2 separate regions of the Homo sapiens genome follow, and region 1 is linked to region 2. Evidence: chromatin loops called from intact Hi-C (ENCODE). Cell type or tissue: gastrocnemius medialis. All regions are shown on one strand. Each heading gives the region's core, and the rest is flanking DNA. Links, peaks and the distances in the headings are about the cores only.

Evidence for each region. A loop is a pair of places that touch in the nucleus more often than their neighbours do. Peaks named below come from ENCODE experiments on the same cell type or tissue, not always from the same donor. Only the 100,000 strongest peaks of a DNase experiment are listed, where the experiment ranks them.
Region 1: a loop joins it to region 2, with 2.4 times the contacts of the local background. A loop is called at or near these places in 8 of 110 quality-filtered maps.

The regions. Positions count from the first base shown.
Region 1 is chr9:89,938,334-89,947,272 of GRCh38, reverse strand. No RefSeq gene overlaps it. Among named protein-coding and RNA genes, the nearest start is that of MIR4290, 81 kb to the left of the region's middle. In gastrocnemius medialis, for the core only: no CTCF peak of the experiment used is centred there; a DNase peak (open chromatin) is centred at 5,263; H3K27ac peaks cover 986 bases.
Region 2 is chr9:89,995,271-90,004,209 of GRCh38, reverse strand. No RefSeq gene overlaps it. Among named protein-coding and RNA genes, the nearest start is that of MIR4290, 24 kb to the left of the region's middle. RefSeq lists enhancers at 4,256-4,345, 4,396-4,445, 4,456-4,525, 4,566-4,735. In gastrocnemius medialis, for the core only: no CTCF peak of the experiment used is centred there; DNase peaks (open chromatin) are centred at 4,049 and 7,899; H3K4me3 peaks cover 519 bases; H3K27ac peaks cover 4,406 bases.

The sequences.
Region 1 (8,939 bases), core at 338-8,337, 57 kb after region 2:
AAATCCCCAAAGCCCCATCGTTCACACTTGCCCTCCTTACAACCTGTGCCTGGGATCGCAAGCCTGTCCAGACATCATCACTTGTTCTCTTAACCTTTGCAAGTCCTTTGGAGGGAAATCTAGATAAGCACAACACACATTTTTGATGACCTAAGGATGACACCTTTGACAAATTTGTATTGCCCCTTAAATCACAGTATCTGACAACTCTTGTCAAAATTTGAGTTCTTGGCCTGCTGCCGATTGTTTTTGATAGCCTCCGTAGTCTTGGATTTAAGAGCTACTGTCAAGCAGTATCCTTCCTGTCTTTGTTACACAAGAAATCTGCTTTGCATTAAACTCTCTTTGAAAAAGTGTTTTGAAATATCATTAAAAAATGCTTTGTGATTGTACAGAGAACAGACTGCAAAGAACACAAACGACTCTGTTCTGGCATACCTAATTCCTCTTTGCTCTTGCATATTGAAAACATTACTGCAGGTGTCTGGATGCAGCAGCCAAATGATTCAGGTCAGCAAAATTCACCCTTGAAAACCCTCATAAGCCAATTATTTTCACCCTTCTCTCTTTCCTACTCAAATGTTGGAAGCACTGTTGGGTAAAACTCAGTGTTCAGAGAGCTATGAAAGCAGCACAGGGCCTTAGGTGTTCATTGGTGAGACTTTTAGAGCCAGACTGGTAGATATGTAAGTGTCACTTTGCAACCACTGCTTGCAGTTGCACCTCCCCAGGGATCTGACAGAAAAGAGATATGAACAGCAGAACTAGTAATAAAACCAAAGTCTTAGCATAGTTGGGGTAAGTTTGCATGTATAAGCAGCTTTCTCCTAAAAATGACAAGAGATCCATGTGGAGGAACTTCTGCCACAACCTTGAGACCAGAGCAGCAATGGGTCACTTGTTTCATCTCCTCTCTATTAGCCCATCCCTGCCTAACAGGTGGTCCTCTTGTCCATGAGCCTCTGGGAAAGACAGCCTGACAGCCTCCCCTAGAAAACCCTCGGTAGGTTCTCCAACGCCCATGTCCTATTTTGTTGTTTGATTTTTGTTTTTCTCTCCTGGTACCAAACTCTAATCATTCTGGAGCAATTTAGAGTCATTTCCTTTTGTTCATTCTTCTGTGGTGTCCAATCTTGCACTGCCCTCTGTGTGGATGATTTTAGTCCACGTGAAGATCATACAAGTAGACTCATTTCAACTTTGCATTTGAGGCAGACAACCTCACTTCTCTTAGTGTTCTGTTTGTTTTGCAGAAAACAAGGACACATTTAGCATCTTGGAGTGTCAAGTCCTCACAATGGCCTCTGCTCCCAGCTCTCTATTGGGGTGCAAGTGCAATATTTACCTTTGAGGGTCTGGTTTTCCATTTGTGAGATGATGTCATCTACACTGTCATACCTCCCAGAGATGGTCTACGTTCTCAAACAAAAGTAGAAAATGGGATCTGGGTCCTAGGGTGGCTTGTCCAAGTGATGGAACTGGATACAGGTGGAAGAGTCTTTAAGGAGGCAGCTGGGCCCTACTTCATTAGGAAGAGAAAGAAGAAAAGTGAACCACAGGGGTCTCTGGTGTGGCCTTGTGTTATCTTCCTTGTGTTCAGGGGTAGGTTTTTCAGGAAGATGCCAGGCTATCCCTCCACTTCCTGTGCACTCATGAGCTTTCAGGGCATGCATATCTAGGTGATCATAGTAGCCACCTCTGGGTGAAGGCCTACTGTGGGCTTGTTCTCCCTCCTTTCGCACAGGACCATCATGAGCCAGGCATCACCCCCTCCACTTCTGATGGTGAAGATGAGGGGAGAATGGGAGTGAGCTAGCAGCATCTGCATCTCCATGAGTAGTTGAGCTGGATGAGGCCTGGGGAGAAGAGGTGAGACCAGGCATGGTGACTGGGCAACGGGGCAGGAGAAGCTGAGGCTCCGACCGCAGTCAAACATGCCACTGACCACTAGGGGAAGCATGGTCTTGTGCGTTTCCAGACCATGCTCTGCAGAGCAGAGGAGACCCTCAAACCTTTGGAAAGGTGAATGGGGAAGAGGAAGGCTGAGGACCCCCACCTTTCTTTCCAACTGAGCCCCTTGGCCTCCAGTTCACACATTGGGCTTGTGTTCATGTTTCACCTAAAACAAAGTTCCACTGACTTAAAAAAAAAAAAAAAAAAAAAACACAACAAAAACAGTCTAAAGCACTGGGCGCAGTGGCTCACGCCTGTAATCCCAGTACTTTGGGAGGCTGAGGCAGGCAGATCACCTGAGGTCTGGAGTTTGAGACCAGCCTGGCCAATATGGTGCAACCTTGTCTCCACTAAGAATACAAAAATTACTCAAGCGTGGTGGCAGATGCCTATAATCCCAGCTACTCGGGAGGCTGAGGCAGGAGAATTGCTTGAGCCCAGGAGGCAGATGCAGTGAGCCGAGATCGTGCCATTGCATTCCAGTCTGGGTGACAAGAGTGAGACTGTCTCAAAAAATTTAAAAAAATTTTAAAAAGTGCCTGGTCTGAAGGATAAAATCCAAAGTCCCAGGGTAGCAATGCCTGGCATGCCTGGCTCCCATGCCTCAGCTGGGCCCTTCCTCTCCCTCCACCCCCCTGGGCTTTGCAGAGGGTTCCCTGCTCCCTGCCTCTGCACCTCTGTGCATGCCCTTCCTCCTCCCCTCCCCTGTGATGTCATTCTTGGGAGGCGCTCTCCAGCCTGCCTAGGATGAGGTAGCACTTCTCCCTTTGCTGCCTCCATAGTCCTCTGCAGCTTCATGGTAGAATAGTGGCTTCTCTCTGCTGTCTGGAGTGTGAGCCCTCTGTATTCCCACTCCTGGCATGGGCCTGGGACCTGGCACAAAGGAACAGCCTGTAGTTGGCTATGCATGGATGTAAGAACCTAAGGTGGGTGCATAGACTTGAGAGGGATGACACATGGACTTGCAATAGTCTCAATGGGTCTTCTATTCAGGAACCAGAAAAGCAGCCCAAACATAGCCTTTTCCGAACAGAGCTCACTAAAGAGGTTACTTACCCCAACACTCGGTAAGCTTTGAGTGACTTGCCTGATTTGATTAAATGCCTATGCTTTAATGTTATTTCTTTCTAAACATACTTGATTTATTCAGAAGGAGGAGCTGAAATCATAGAAAAAAACATTTTGTCCTACAAGGATTTTTTCAATGTCATAAATAAAATACATTTACAATACTTCAACCTTTAGATGCTTGGAAAACAGACCCCCGGGTGACAAAAAGAGTTGTAGCACATGAATATCGGTTTGTGTTACAAGCCAAATATTAAATAAAGGTAAGGAGTCATAAAATAAAAATGTTTACAGCCCTTGGCTGAGTCTGTGAATTTCACACACCTAATAGATCATCTGAAACACTCCAGAGGAAGACGAGACCCAGAGAGCAGACCTGACCAACCCAAGCCAGCAGAAAACACAGTCAAGGGTACCAGATGCTATAAGGAAACCCAGTCACCATGTGGGCTATTGGAACCTCTGCTTCTCCCCATAGCCTGTTTTCTCTAGCAAATGCCCTTGAAAGCTAATCAATAAAGAAAGTCATACATGTTATTCCTCCTGAAAAAAAGTAGCAGCAATAAGTAATAACTCCAATGTCTGGGGAGGGAAAGAGGTGCAAGGTCCCCCCAAAGGTGGGGCAGGGAGGGGGACATGATCAAAGAATCATGTCCCCAAGATCAAAGGCATCCTCTGGAGCCCTGACTGCAGGTGGGAGGATACAGCAGGAGCCCCTGTGAGTTGTGCTCTCACAACCACCACAGGCGCAAAGGATTTCCAGCTAGGATGAATGCTCAGAGGCACAGCCCCAAAGGCAGGTCCCACCCAAGGAGTCTGTGTTCCTTTTCTTTTTCTCAATCCACGTCCAGTGCATTAGAGTTGGTGCAGGGGTACACAAGACAATGCTGGGATTCCTTAGGGGGTGTTTGCTTTGCAAAGGAGGGTAGGTAACCTGACTCAGGAGGTCTTCAGGGTGCAGACACATGGAAATGCTATTTTAAGTCTAGCAGGTGGTGGAAACCACGTATAGTAGGAACAACTTCAGGGCTCTCCAGACAGCCACTGTCTTACTCAGTGGCCCATTATTCTCACCTGGCCTGTTCTAACTGCTCCTGTCATACCCCTGGATCCCTTCTCACACATGCCCACTGAAATCTATCATCACCACGGGCTCCTCCTAGAACATCTGGGCTTTTTTCGCTCTATTGCTCTAAAGCTGCTGCAGCACACACATTGTTAAAGAGACATAACCCTCCTCCTAATCTGTAGGACACTGCACAAAAAAGTCCAGTTGCTGAGCTTGGGGGAGGCTGGTTCGCACCCCGTCATTCAAGACCCTCCTCTTCAACTTCCATCTATCCACAGCCAGCCCCGCTGCGCTTCCTCAGCTCCCACACTCCAGCCTTGTGCCTCAGAGTCTGGCCCATTCCTTCTTTCCTCCCTCATCTTTCTCTCACAGCATCTCTCACTTTTCTGGATTTCTGAATTTCTGTGTCGGCCCGGGCTGCAGTCATCTTGAGACTTGCCTTGGGGAAGATCCACTCCTGAGGTTCACGCATGTGGCTGCTGGCAGGTGCTCAGGTTCTTATGGCTGTTAGCAAAAGACATCAGCCCCTTTCCACATGGGCAACTCACAACATGGCAGTGTGATTCAGTAGAGCAGGTGAGCTGTGAAGACTTGATGGGAGAGGTGGGTGCAAAGAGGGACAGACAGAGGGAAGTCACAGTCTTTCAATCACCTACTCTCAGATGTGACCTCTCTTCCCCTTTTCCGTATTCTATGTTAGAGTTAAGCCATAAGTCCTGCCCACCCCCATGGGGAGGGAACCCCAGGACTGTGAGCATCAGCGTAGCTTTCCCCGTCATTCACTCCAAGCAAGGTGTAGGGGTCTCCTTCACAGCCAAGCGCATCCTGTGTCATGCTATCTTTCACTCTCCAGTCCTTTCTGGATCTCCCTGCTTTCTCTGGGGCCAAATACCTTTCTTTATTTTTCCTTTATTTCTGAGTTTCTGGCTTCTGCCCTGCCCAGAACCCCTAGGTCTGCTAGAAAGCTGCCTTCCACACTTCCACATGGCTGGGGTGATGATAATACGACGGTGAATGTATCTGGTTTATTTCTTTTAGAAGCTCCCATACATTCCATATGTGTGATCTCATTAGCCTCCTAGCATCTCTGCAAACCAGAAGAGTGACAGGTGTTTACAAGGAGGGCATGGGCCTTAAGTAATCTCTTCAAAATTATAGGGTGAGTCACAGGGAGCACAAGGACTTAAATAGAAACTGCTTGGCTTGCAATGTGGTCCTTTTTCCACTCAGTTGATTGGCAAAGAGTTATTGCTTTTCTTCCACCAAGAAATGGGTGTTTACACCACCCAGATAAGCATGTTCCAAAATCTCCAGCACTCACCGACTGGGGCCAAGACAAAATCACCATTTTTTAGCCTGGCACAGTAGGTTCCCCATGCAATAATAGCTCTTCGTCCATGACAGGCCTCCCCACTTTTATCAGCCCCTTACCCACTATTTGAACCCTATACTACAGCTGAATTGCTGTAGCTCTTAGGGATGGTTGCTGCACCTGGACTGCCTCCCAAGACCCAGGATCATGGCAAACTGCACTCTTCCTCCAACCCTCAGCTCAGATGCTAAGCCCTTTCTCTTCCAGGACCAGTTGTAATGATTTCTGTCCATGATTTTAGTCATGAAACTGAGAGCAAAGCATGTGCCTTTTAATCTGCAATTTCAGCTTAAGCAGTGTTCTGCTTATTAGCTTTATTTTGCTAATTTGTTGTTGTTGCTGTTTGTTGTTGTTGTTGTTTGTTTTTTGTCTGTTTGTTTGTTTTTTGAGACAGGGTCTCACTCTGTCACCCAGACAGGAGCGCAGTGGCATGATCTCAGCTCACTGCAACCTCTGCCTCCCAGCCTCAAGCGATTCTCCTGCCTCAGCCTCCTGAGTAGCTGGGATTACAGGTGCGCACCACTACAGTCCGGCTAAGTTTTTGTGTTTTTAGTAGAGATGGGGTTTCACCATTTTGGTCAGACTCATCTTGAACTCCTGATCTCAAATGATCCACCCACCTTGGCCTCCCAAAGTGCTGGGATTACAGGTGTGAGCCACCCTGCCCAGCCTATTTTGCTCATTTGTGAGTCAGGAATTTGAAAAGAGCTGGCTGGGAAGCTTTAGCTTAGAGCCTCTCATGGGTGACCATCAGATGTCATCCAAAGGCTTGGTGGGCTGTCCTTGCACGATGTCTTGCTCACATGGCTGGCAGGTGCACAGGCTGCTGGGTGCAGCTGGACTGGGGCTGTCAACTACAGTGTGTACCCATGGCATGGTGATCTTAAAGTAATCATACTTCCTACATGGATTGTGGCTTGTCCTGGTCTTCAGAGAACCAGGCAGAAGCATGGCTTTCCTGACTGAGCCATGAAAGTCATTCAGCACCAATTCCACTGCATTCTGTTAGTCACGAGTGAGTCACGAGGCGAGTCCAGATTCAAGGGGATGAGAACGAGGCTTCACCTCTTGATGAGGAATGTCAAGGTCACCTTGCAGAAGAGCACATGAGACAAGAGAAATTGTTGCAGACTTCTTTGGAAAATATAATCTATGATGAGTGGCATGGTACTTTTGCTTAGTAATTACTTTATAAATATTGAATGACCATAAATGAAGCTTTTCTCTACCCTAGCCACTTGGCAAAAATGAACTGTAACAGAGTGCGGTGGTTCCAGCCATTCTAGATAGGCTTTCTCTGTGCTTGCTGCTGAACCACCATCAGAAGTCCCAGATGCTGCTTAAAAAGGCAGATTTTTAGACACCACTCCAGACTCATCAGCTGGCGCCTCTAAGGGTATTGTCAAACGTGTGTATTTTAACCAATCTCCTGCCCCAGGACAATTCTAACGTGCTACCCAGAGGAGATGGAGGAAAAATTCCACAAGAGGTTGTATTAGTTACCTATTGCTGGGTGGAACATGCCTCCAGGACTTAGCGATTTAAAGCAGCAACCACTTATTATATCCTGATTTCTGTGGGTCGGGAGTCTGGGTGTGGCTTAGCTGGGTGTCTCTGACCCTGGGTCGCTCACAGGGCCACAGTCAAGGTGTGGGCCCAGGCTGCAGTCATCTCGAGGCTTTTCCTCAGGAGGATCTGCTCCCGAGGTCACGCATGTGGGTGCTGGCAGGTGCTCGGGTTCTCACGGCTGTTGGCAAAAGACATCAGCCCCTTTCCACATGGGCAACTCATAACATGGCAGTGTGATTCAGTAGAGCAGGTGAGCTGTGAAGACTTTAGGGGAGAGGTAGGTGCAGAGAGGGAGAGACAGAGGAAAGTCACAGTCTTTCTATAATCTAATAGCAGATGTGACATCTCTTTCCTTTTACCACATTCTATTAGCGCTAAGTCATAGGTCCTGCCCACCCTCGTGGGGAAGGAACCCCAGGAGTATGAGCATCCGGAGTTGAGGATGACTGGGCCAAGCCAGAGGCTGCCTGTCATAGGGTTAGAGAAGCGTAGGACTGGGTGCAGACCACCAAGGAGTTGGTTGAAGGAAACTAGAGATGAGCAGAGCCGGGCATAGCCGAGGGCAGACTTGATTGATTCTGAGAACAAAGGGCCAAAAGGGTCTGGACACAGGAGAACCAGAGAAACTGTAGCATCTAAGACATTCCCGAAGCTTACGGTTGCAGGGGAAGTCTTGACTGCACTTTTTGAACAGGACAGGACTTGACTAGGCCGAGAGGAGAGAGAAGGAAAGGACAAGTCTCATTGATTTTATGAGGACTGCTTTCCAGATCCTGGGGGCGAATGTTAGAAACTCTGTTTTGGCATGTTAGAAGCATGACCCAGCAGTTTCTGTGTCAGAAGAAGCCCAGTGTATCATAATAAAGTTTGTGGTCCAAGTACCCCTTCCCCCACGTTCTAAAATACATCCCATTAGTAATTTGCTCTTGTGAGATAAGAATATAAGAAACCCGACCTCCTAACCTAATGCTATGAACAACAAATGACTTCAGAAAGGGAAGAAAGAGGCAGAGACTGAGAGAAAGGGGACAACGGAGCAAAAAGAACGGAGGTTTCCAAAGACCTGCCCAGGTTTGGTTTGTGAAGTCCAAGGCAACTTTCTACTTTGTGAATCAACAACATCATGAAAAATAATATTTTCATCCCCAGTGTGGAGAGAAGCAGCTCCAACACACCATTTATTTAAGCTTTCTGCAGGAAAGGAAACAGGAAAGTAAGAAAGGGCAAAGAAAGACAAAAAAACTGTGAAGAACAAAACAATCTAATCTGGAAAAAAACACAAACTGAAAACAGAAGTTTCCTCGAGTGTTCTGAACTGCAGGGTGAAAAAAAGAAAGGAATGAAAAAAAACACAAACTGAAAACAAGAAGTTTCCTCGAGCGTTCTGAACTGCAGGGTGAAAAAAAATAAGGGAATGTGAATTTAGTTATTAATAGAAGTTTCACATAAGGGATTTCTTTTTAAAAGAAGTGAGAATTTGGAAATAAGGCACCAAATTGAGGCTTAAGCCACCATTTACAGAGTTAATAAATTAATTAAGAGCAACAGTAGATAATATACACAAGTAAAAAAAGAAAATCACGTTATATTAACTGTAAAAAAAACTTGTTAACCTTCTTATTTACTCTCTCATTTTTGGGTAATGGCAGACCAGGTAATTTAGACCAACGCTTCTGTTGGAAACAACCCGAAAATGCCAATCTATGTCTCATCCATCCATATCTATATGTAAATACATATGTCTACATCTATATCCATAAATATTTATTTCTATCAATATCTATCTCTCTATAAAGGCTTAAAGGCAGTAAACAGCTAAGTAGATGGTGAGAAATTAGCCAACTGAAATCCAGGAAAGTTCTGGAATCTAGCAAATTGAGTCAAGCACTTGAAGCTAATTTTTGTCCT
Region 2 (8,939 bases), core at 453-8,452:
GAATGCACAGAGTCCTCCAGCCATGCCCCCAGCAGTCCGGGAGCTGGGGAGAGTCATCCCTGTTTATTCTCACAGAGTGCCTCCCCTCCCAGTCCTCACCTCACAAAACGCGCACCCGATTGCCTTGCTGGGGGAGACAGCATGTTTCTGATGGAACTCAGAAAGCTATTGAGCTCCCAAGGGGAAGGGTGAGATCTGGGAGAGATGGAGGCACGGAGGTTCCAGTCCCCTTGGGATGAGCTGTCCCTCCCAGGCAGGCACTCATGGTGGCTTTCCTAGACTCCTTTGATCAAAGCATGCTCTTGCAGCAGCACATGCACGGCCTTATCCTGCTGCCTGTGAAATGTCCAGCTAAGCTGCCCTCTCTCCTTCTGACCCTGGTTGTCACTACAACTCAGATGGGGACCCAGCTTCCAGAAAGTTCTTCTGAACCCCTAAATCTTCCCCCTGGGAAAAGACTACATCTAAAAATAGGTAGAATCATCAGTTTTCGATGGGGAGATTATATATCAATTATGCATATTTTTACTTAATTACTTTTGTTTGTTTTCCTGGTTTTCCAAAAGTTCGTGTCCATTTTACATTTGAAAAAGGAGAATATATATTTTGGCATCATCCTTGAATGGCATGAACAATCCCTTGTGAAGAAGCCCCAGCGTCCTCCCATGAGTCCGGACCACCACCAGCACCAAAGACCTTGCCGGAGAATCTGGGCTTCGAGTCAGCTGAAATGTTAAATGGGCCTTTTTGCTATTAAAACTTCCCCCCCGCTTTGACTTAAATATAGTGGTGAGTAGCGCTGGAATGAGGTTTTTGTTCACCAAAAGTTTCTCCCAGAATAGAAACTGCCCCCAGTATTTTTCTTGGGAAGTACATCTATCTGGCAATGGTCACTGTTGACATTTTAAGCTAATGCACTCTGCTATGCAAAGTTAAGCCCAAAAAGCAAAGAGCTGTTTGCCATTTTGTGTTTCTTTTTTTTTTTTTTACCCAAACTCTGCCAGCTGGGGTAAAGACACCCTTACTAGTCAAACGTGCTCAGCACTTGGACTCTTTGCTTGTAAATTCCTGACACTCCAGGCACTGCCCGGGTTGGTTTGGCATCGTGGCCTTCAAGCTGGGGCAAGTGGCCCAAAGCCTTTCTTATCCTTCTCTCTGGCACTTGCGGCCTCCAGCAAAAGAAAAATTAGGACAGTGTTCTTTGCATGAGGATAGAGTTTCACATGCTCTGGTCTCTTCAGAGGGGCACCACTCCACAGATGAAAAACAGCCAGCCAAAAATTAAGCAGCTGGCCCCTCTGTCAATCCAAGTTCTGGGGTCTGGGGCCTAAAACACAGCACCTGTTGCAAGTAAGCAGTTGCAATGGTCCTGCAGCTGTGGGTGCTGTTATGCAGCCATCTCGTAGCAACAACACAGCAGTCGTTGTCAGTCTGACACGTGAGGATGGCATAATAAATGCATTTTGTCACAGCTCCTGCTGCCCCCCAGAAAGAAACCCTGCACAATTTAACAGGATCACTACAAGTCATCATAGAGAAACACTCATTTGACTGGGTCGATTAGCCTCTTGGACACCTTTCTACTAGGTTTCTATGGTTACCATGTTCATTATTTTTGTAGAACAAAACAGCAATTCACAATCTGCAAACCACAATCTCCATCAGATGCTGCAAACCCAACCCCCAACCCTTCCTGCTTTCCTCTGGCATCAGTAACCAGGATGATAGGAAAGTGCCCTGGAATGAAATCACTAAGCATTTAGGCACTTCACATTCTCTGTCCCTGCCGGGGAGAAGCCTGCAAGCACAGAGACAGGCAGGGATCCCAGGATCAAGGGGGCTGGAGAGGGGCAAGGGGTCGATATCACACCCAAATCTTTGGTAATACTTGTATGTTCATCTTGGCTTGGGATCCAGAGTAATTATTTTTTATCCTATCTACCTCTGTTGACATTTTGGCTAGATTGCTTTTCAGATGAAAAAGTTTTATTAAAGAATTGCTTCTGGAAAATAATTTTCAAACCAGTTCTGTGCATGTCGTGATCAAATTCAGGATAACATTGCAAACAGAGACTGTGAATTCCTGAAAAGATTTGGAGTGTGTATTATTATCCGTGTCTCATCTGCCACTTGAATGCAGACGCGGAAAATCTTGGGCAGTGGCCCTTTTGTCAGAAGGAACTAAATGGTACCGCCCTGCTGGAAATGATCCCGGCGGCAGCCCCCAGGCTCACAGCTAATTCAAAACATGAAATGACACCCCAGCATCCAGAATTGCAGGGCCTGTGCTCTGCTGCCTGGGCCCTCCACCAGGTGCCCCTTTCTGTGGCCTCTGCTTTGTCAGAGACATGCTGTGTAGAGCAGGGAACAGGCAGCCTTGACATCCTTACAAAGCACTCTCCTTGGTATTGTTCCTCTTATTTTATTAATACAAACTCTCACGCCTGTAATCCCAGCACTTTGGGAGGCAGAGAAGGGCAGATCACAAAGTCAAGAGATCGAGACCATCCTGGCCAACACGGTAAAACCCTGTCTCTACTAAAAATACAAAAAAAATTAGCTGGGTGTGGTGGCACGTGCCTGTAGTCCCAGCTACTTGGGAGGCTGAGGCAGGAGAATCACTTGAACTCGGGAGGTGGAGGTTGCAGTGAGCCCAGATCACGCCACTGCACTCCAGCCTGGCGACGGAGCAAGACTCCATCTCAAAAAAAAAAAAAAAAAAAAAAAAAAAAAGACACTGAAAGGGCACTGTCTTTTTAATTAAGTTGTTCTCTCTCCCCCGTGTCTTTAGTTCTATACAGAAAAAATGTCATATTTTATTATGCTCTGAAGTCTCTGTTTTAGTTTACTCTGACAAAGCTGTTGCTCAGAGTAAAAGTCAGCAAGTCACCCAGCCATAACACACATTGTCTATACCAGCAGGGCAAAGGTGAAATAATCCAGGGATTGTCCCCAACTCTCTTCTGACATGACGGATGGTTGGCCCAGTACCTGATGGTAACAGGAGCTACGACAAGCAGGAGTACTACAAGATGAAGGGAGATTTGGGACGATGTTTGATCTTTGAAGGTCACCCTTCCTGCGTACGAGGCAGAAGTCAAGCTGACGTCTCTAAGCTCCTCTCCTGGTTTTGAGCAAGCATGTTCCAGGAAGCTGATTTGTTATTTTGGCAAGTGACTGTTTATCATGATGCATTTCGGGGGAGTTGGGGGTCAGGTTTCCTGTTGCAGGGAGTTCTGATAGTTCCTGATATTTACATACATAGGTCTTCAACTATTGATGAAAAATGTAATGTGGGAAGGTGAATTTCAACCCTATGTGGTTGAAACTCAACAAAAAGAATATATAGAGATAAAAAGCTGGGGAGAATGTAGTCTGTATATTACGAGGATTCTTTGAATCCATGCATAGAAATTTGTTGTCTCCATTTTTCTTCCACACAGAACACTTAAAATTCAAAAGTCAGGAGAGGCAACTTTGATGCTGAGAGATGAGCTCTCCATGACATCTCCCTGAAATAGTTCGGATTTATCCTGCAGCCGCAAATCAGAGTCATGCATTACTTCTTTCTGAAAAACAAATTTAAAACCACCCGTCATTCCTCATCATTTGTACAAAAATCCTTATGAAAATGATTAAAGAAGGTAATGGAAGCACAACTCCCGCGTTGGTAAGGACAGAGCAAAGACCTTCCATAAAAGCTAGTTCCCTTCTCCTCCTTTTGAAAACCAAACCAAACAAAAATATCTGGCTGAAACGACAGTGAAACAGCAGAAAATTATTTACCTTCAAAATTGCAGACAAAATAACCCCCCACACACAGTTCAAAGAAATGAACTTGTAAATATTGTGACTTATTAAAACAACAAGGCTATAATTCACTTCACCTCCAGAAAAAAATCAAAACAGCACTTGCTTAACCTCCACAAGAACCCTGAGAAGTTGGCAATGCAAAGGACAGCTCTTTCTGCAGGAGCAGCAGGGAGAGGGAGACTTCGCCTCATGCATGTTTACACAAGGCTTAAAATAGATTTTGAGTGCCTAACGCTGCTCAGCGCCTTAGTGTAACTCCAATGCCAGCCTTCCCAGCAGCCAGTGGACTCCGACCTTGATCCCTGCACCGGTGCCAGGCAAGCCCCAGGAGCATGTGCTACGGAGCCAGTCCACAGAGCTCCCTCCTCAGGGACCCGACACCAGAACTGGACCTTCATCTGGCTGTCCCCAGTCACTCCCAGCGCCTTCTCAGGCATTTTCACTTTCTGGGCAGAAGGAGAGGTGGGCTGTCTCTTCAGTCTCAATACCCAGCTGTCCCAGCCAGGCATGGAAAGTGAAAGCTTGCTGCTGAGAACCACCCCGACTTACAGGAAGGAGCCCTGAGGTTTCTGTGACCCCAGGCCCTTGACTGGAAAGTGGCTACTGAGGCTGAGTGTCTCCTAGCCCTGCCCTGGTGTGTGCCTCCCTGGGGCAGAGGGCACATCTCAGTCATGCCCCTCTCCTCGGGAGGGGGAAGGCCCCACATGGCCCAGAGGTACTGGGGGACCAGCTCAAGCTCCTTTTGCCACAACACTTTTCACCAGAAAACTCTAAGCCTGCAGGGGCTGCCCCTCAGCCAGCTCCTGTGCACAGGTCAGGAAATCAGAGCCGCTGTCAGGCAGGGCAGGCCTCAAGTCCGTGAGCATTTGCCAGGTCAGAGCCTTCTCAGAGCTGTGGCCTGCTACACCCTACCTGCTAAACCTGCATGGAACCCTGGGCTGATCCCCCTAGGTCCATTTAAAACCTGGAGCTCTACTACCAGTTCTAGCCCAGGCAGCGCCTGCCAGCCATCGCAGAACAGCTCAGCACAGCCTGGCAAGGCCAGCAAGCCACTGGGCAAACCGGTTATCTCAGCAGGGCCCAGCAACAAAACTTTCTGCCAACTCAGGTGAAAGAGAGTGAGTACATGTCTGTAATGTCTCTGTGTATGTGTGTGTACATACAACACACACATACAGACATATATATACATATATATTGAGGTATATCTGCACATATATATGAAAGTATATATTTAACAGTAAATGTCCCACAAGTACAGGAAGCTGCATAAAGCAAACATGAAGTTTAATGAAGTCCTATAAGGCAAAAATGCTTGTAACCCCCAGCACCCACTCTAGAGCCTTCCCACCCCCCTACAGAACCCCACTCCCAAATCTCTCCTCCCTCCTGGGGCACAGCTGGGCTGAGTCTTATGGCCATTAGTTCTCTAGTTTTCTTTGTCATTTTATTACCCAAGTGAGATTCATCCTCCATGGAGCATAGTGTTGCCTTTTATCTTTGGCTATGCCTGATAAGTCAGCAAGTGCCCACGCCTGAGGTAGACATGGATATACATATATGCATGTGTGCATATGCATGAGTATGAAAGCAGATGCTGTAACATGCTTAGAACAGAATCCACACTCCTCTCCCGTTCAGGCTAGTGCCCTGCTATTTGGAACGCCATTTATTGGATAAACAACAGACAAGTATAAATTAATACCATACTTTAAAAAAAAAAACTGCATGTGGTGCCTCAAGCCTGAGCCATTAGAACAATTCCCCGAGTATGAGTGTGAAGCTACTCCCAGAGCCAGGAGGCCTCCATGTGTATCTCCACCACTCCCTCTGCAGCCCCATGGGTGGTGAGCCTGGGGACCCCAGTGAAACCATCTCCAGCTCCTACCAGATTTCCAGCTTCTTGAGGAAGGAGGCCGGCAGGGCTCAGTACATTGGCCACAGAACGCAGCCGGAGAAGGAATCCAGGGTGGTCTAGGCCAACCCGTACCCCCTTGATGGGGTCGATTGCCAAATGTCTGTGAATTTCGGGACCAGTTGTTACACACAGCCATTATTAAAAATTAAAATGAATAGATTTGCAATAAAATAAATTATATTAAAATTCAAGATAATAACCCCCACATTGTGTTATTATCAGTGTTCTCTAGGCTGCGTGTCTGTTTATCTGTCTGGTGATATATGTACGTCATCGTACTTAAGGTAGTGGCTCTGCACACCCTTTCCAACTCTGTTTTTGGTGACATGGCATTAGCTTTCCATTGGCTGTCATGGGAGGATTTATACCACAGACAATGACAAATATTACAAACCAGGTGTCCCATACATAAACACAATATACATCCATCCATATGCATATACCAAGCACACATATACTTACATGCCACACTTATATGCATGCACCACACAACACACACACACCACACTACACACAATACACTGTTGGTTCCTCCCCCAAATCCTCTAAGATTAAGAACTGGAAGCCAAGCATCTTTTAAGGCGGCCTTCCCAACCTGAGACCTTGGGTGGCCTCCCAGGTCTGAGAGAAGTTGGGATGTCTCATCCCCACCACAGGGAGGTGGCTCTGGGCAGGGCCAGAACCTGATGCGGGGCTAGTGGAGGCTGCAATGTGGTCAGGGATGGCCTGAGAGGGCTCAAGGCCCTCTGAGCAGAGCCCTGCTCACACCCAGGGTCCTTCAGTCAGGCAACAGTAGCCCAAGGTTTTCTTGGGCGATCTATGTCCCTGGCAGCATCTGCCCCCTTGGAATTGCAGGTGGTCTGCAGCACCTCCACACCTGGAACCCCACGAGGAGCCTTGCCTCTGCCTTCACAGCCTGTTTTTTGAGGACAACAAGGGGGCTCTGCCTGGTGCTGGGGATAGATCAGGAAAATGCCCCTGTTCATCCATCTACCTCCTGATCTCTTTTCATCCCAGACTGGCACACAGCTCCTGGAACCCTGGGAGTTTGCTGTTTTCTGTGTGCTAATGAGATGGTGGGTGGCTGAACTCTAGACAGTTTCAGGATGGCGGCTAGTGGCCAAAAAGACCAACCATGATGCCACTTCATCCCCAACCCAGAGAGGGGGGGAGCAGCTGGAGACTGAGTCAGTCACTAATGGCTAATGATGTATCAATCACACCTACATCATGGAACCTCCACAAAATCCCCAAACAAAGGGGTTTGGGGAGCTTCCAGGGTGGTAGAAGCATCCACATGAAGTGGGGAGCTGTGCACTGAGAGGACAGGGAAACTCCACACTTGTTTCCCCAATACCTTCTCCTATGCTTCTCTTGCATTTGGCCACTCCTGAGTTTATCTTTCATAACAAAACCATAATTGTAAGTAGAGTGCTGCCCTGCATTCTGTGACTCATTCTAGCAAGGGATTAAGCCTGGGAGAAGGTCATAGGAGCCCCTGATTTCACAGCCGGATGACCCTTGGGCCTTGTGGCTGGTGTCTGCTGTGGGGCAGAGTCATAGGACAGAGCCCTTCACCTCCAGTGTTCATGGCATGAACTTGTTGGACACCCAGGTGGCGCCGGATAACTGGAGAACTGAGAATTGAGAATTGCCACTTGCAATGACACCAGACAAGTGCAAAGTCAGACAAAGTCCTGTGTCCTCTCTAAGAAGGCCAATGCCCCTAGTTATTCTTTAAGCCTGAATCCAAGGGTCTCTACTATGTCTCCTTCTTGGCTGTGGAAGACAGCCCCCTCCACCCTCCCATCCCACTCCCCGGCAGTCCCCAGAACATTTCCATGGCATTTATCACTACAGAGAGGTTTGGATAGGTCTAGGAAGTTAAGACCTCCATAGGCCAGGTGGACCTGGGCTCACCCATCCTTTTCCTGCCACCTGTGCCCCACCCACATCTCCAGAGCCCAGACCCCAGGTCTGGAGCCTCTTCTCACAAATACACCATGCCCAGCCGTCACACCTGGGACCCCATGATGCTGTATGTTTCCTGCTGTGTCTCCCAGCAGACTCTGCTCCACCACTGCCACCTGGGCAATTCGCAGCAAGTGCATCCAGACCACAGGCATTGGCAGCAGGGAGTCAGGCCCGGGGCAGAGACAAGAGCCAAATCCTGATGTTGACATGCAAAGGATGCCACACCTCCAGGGACATCCAACAGGCAGCCAGTTCCAGCCAGTTCCAGCCAGTTCCAGGGGATGAAAATACAGAGATCCTTTACCCGCCTCCACCCCCTCTCCAAGCAAAATTGCCCAGTGCTCCTTTGAAGACTCCGAGGTTGCATCTAAAATGCTTCTGGAAATTACTGTTTGAGGTGTCACCCACCTCCCACATCCAGCCCCTCACAGGCACCTCAGTTGTGCAAGAAGGAGGAAGAGCTGGGGGAAAGATTAAATAGAAGGTGTTGGCGGGAGTAGGGGGAAGATGAAATGACAGGAAGATAAACACGGGGTCCTACACCAATGAGACCCAGGGTTGGGGCTGGGTGACCACAGCCAGCCACTTGATGTCTCCAGCTCTCTTTAAAATAGAGACGGAGTGAAATCTTTCTTGTTGTGGCAACAAAGTGAGGGAGGCACGAAGAACCTCTGTGAATGTGATGAGCCCACTGAGGAGAGGCGAGACCACCAGGGCAGGCGGGGCTGTCCTCACCAGCTGGCCCCCTTGGGCCCAACACCCCCCTGCCTGCCCTTCGGCCCCTGCCTGAGGGAAAGAGGAGACCCCAAGAGCAGCCAAAGACACTGAAAATGAAACACAGAACAAAAACATCAAGACCAAAGCAGAATGGAGCAGTAGTGTGTGAGTCTACGGGGCCATCCTGAAGGGTGAGGCGGTCACTGACAGCGGGGGTACGGAGGCACAGCCGCAGTGTCAGATATCTGTGCCTTTGTCTCATCCTCTGTGAAGTGCCGATAAAACACACATTCAAAATGTGACTTCTGCCCTGTCAGTGACTCCCTAATCTGGGGAGGCAGGCTTCAAGATGCTTTCAGTCCCTGGGGATGTTTGCAGACAGAAGTAGAGAGACATTGTCCGTGGAAAGCCATAATCATCTAGTATTTGAATGTTTCCGAAAAGGCTTGTTTTCGTCTGAAATGACATAGCTGCCCCTGTCGGTTTTGTCCACCCTGTATGTCCTGTTCCTTTCATT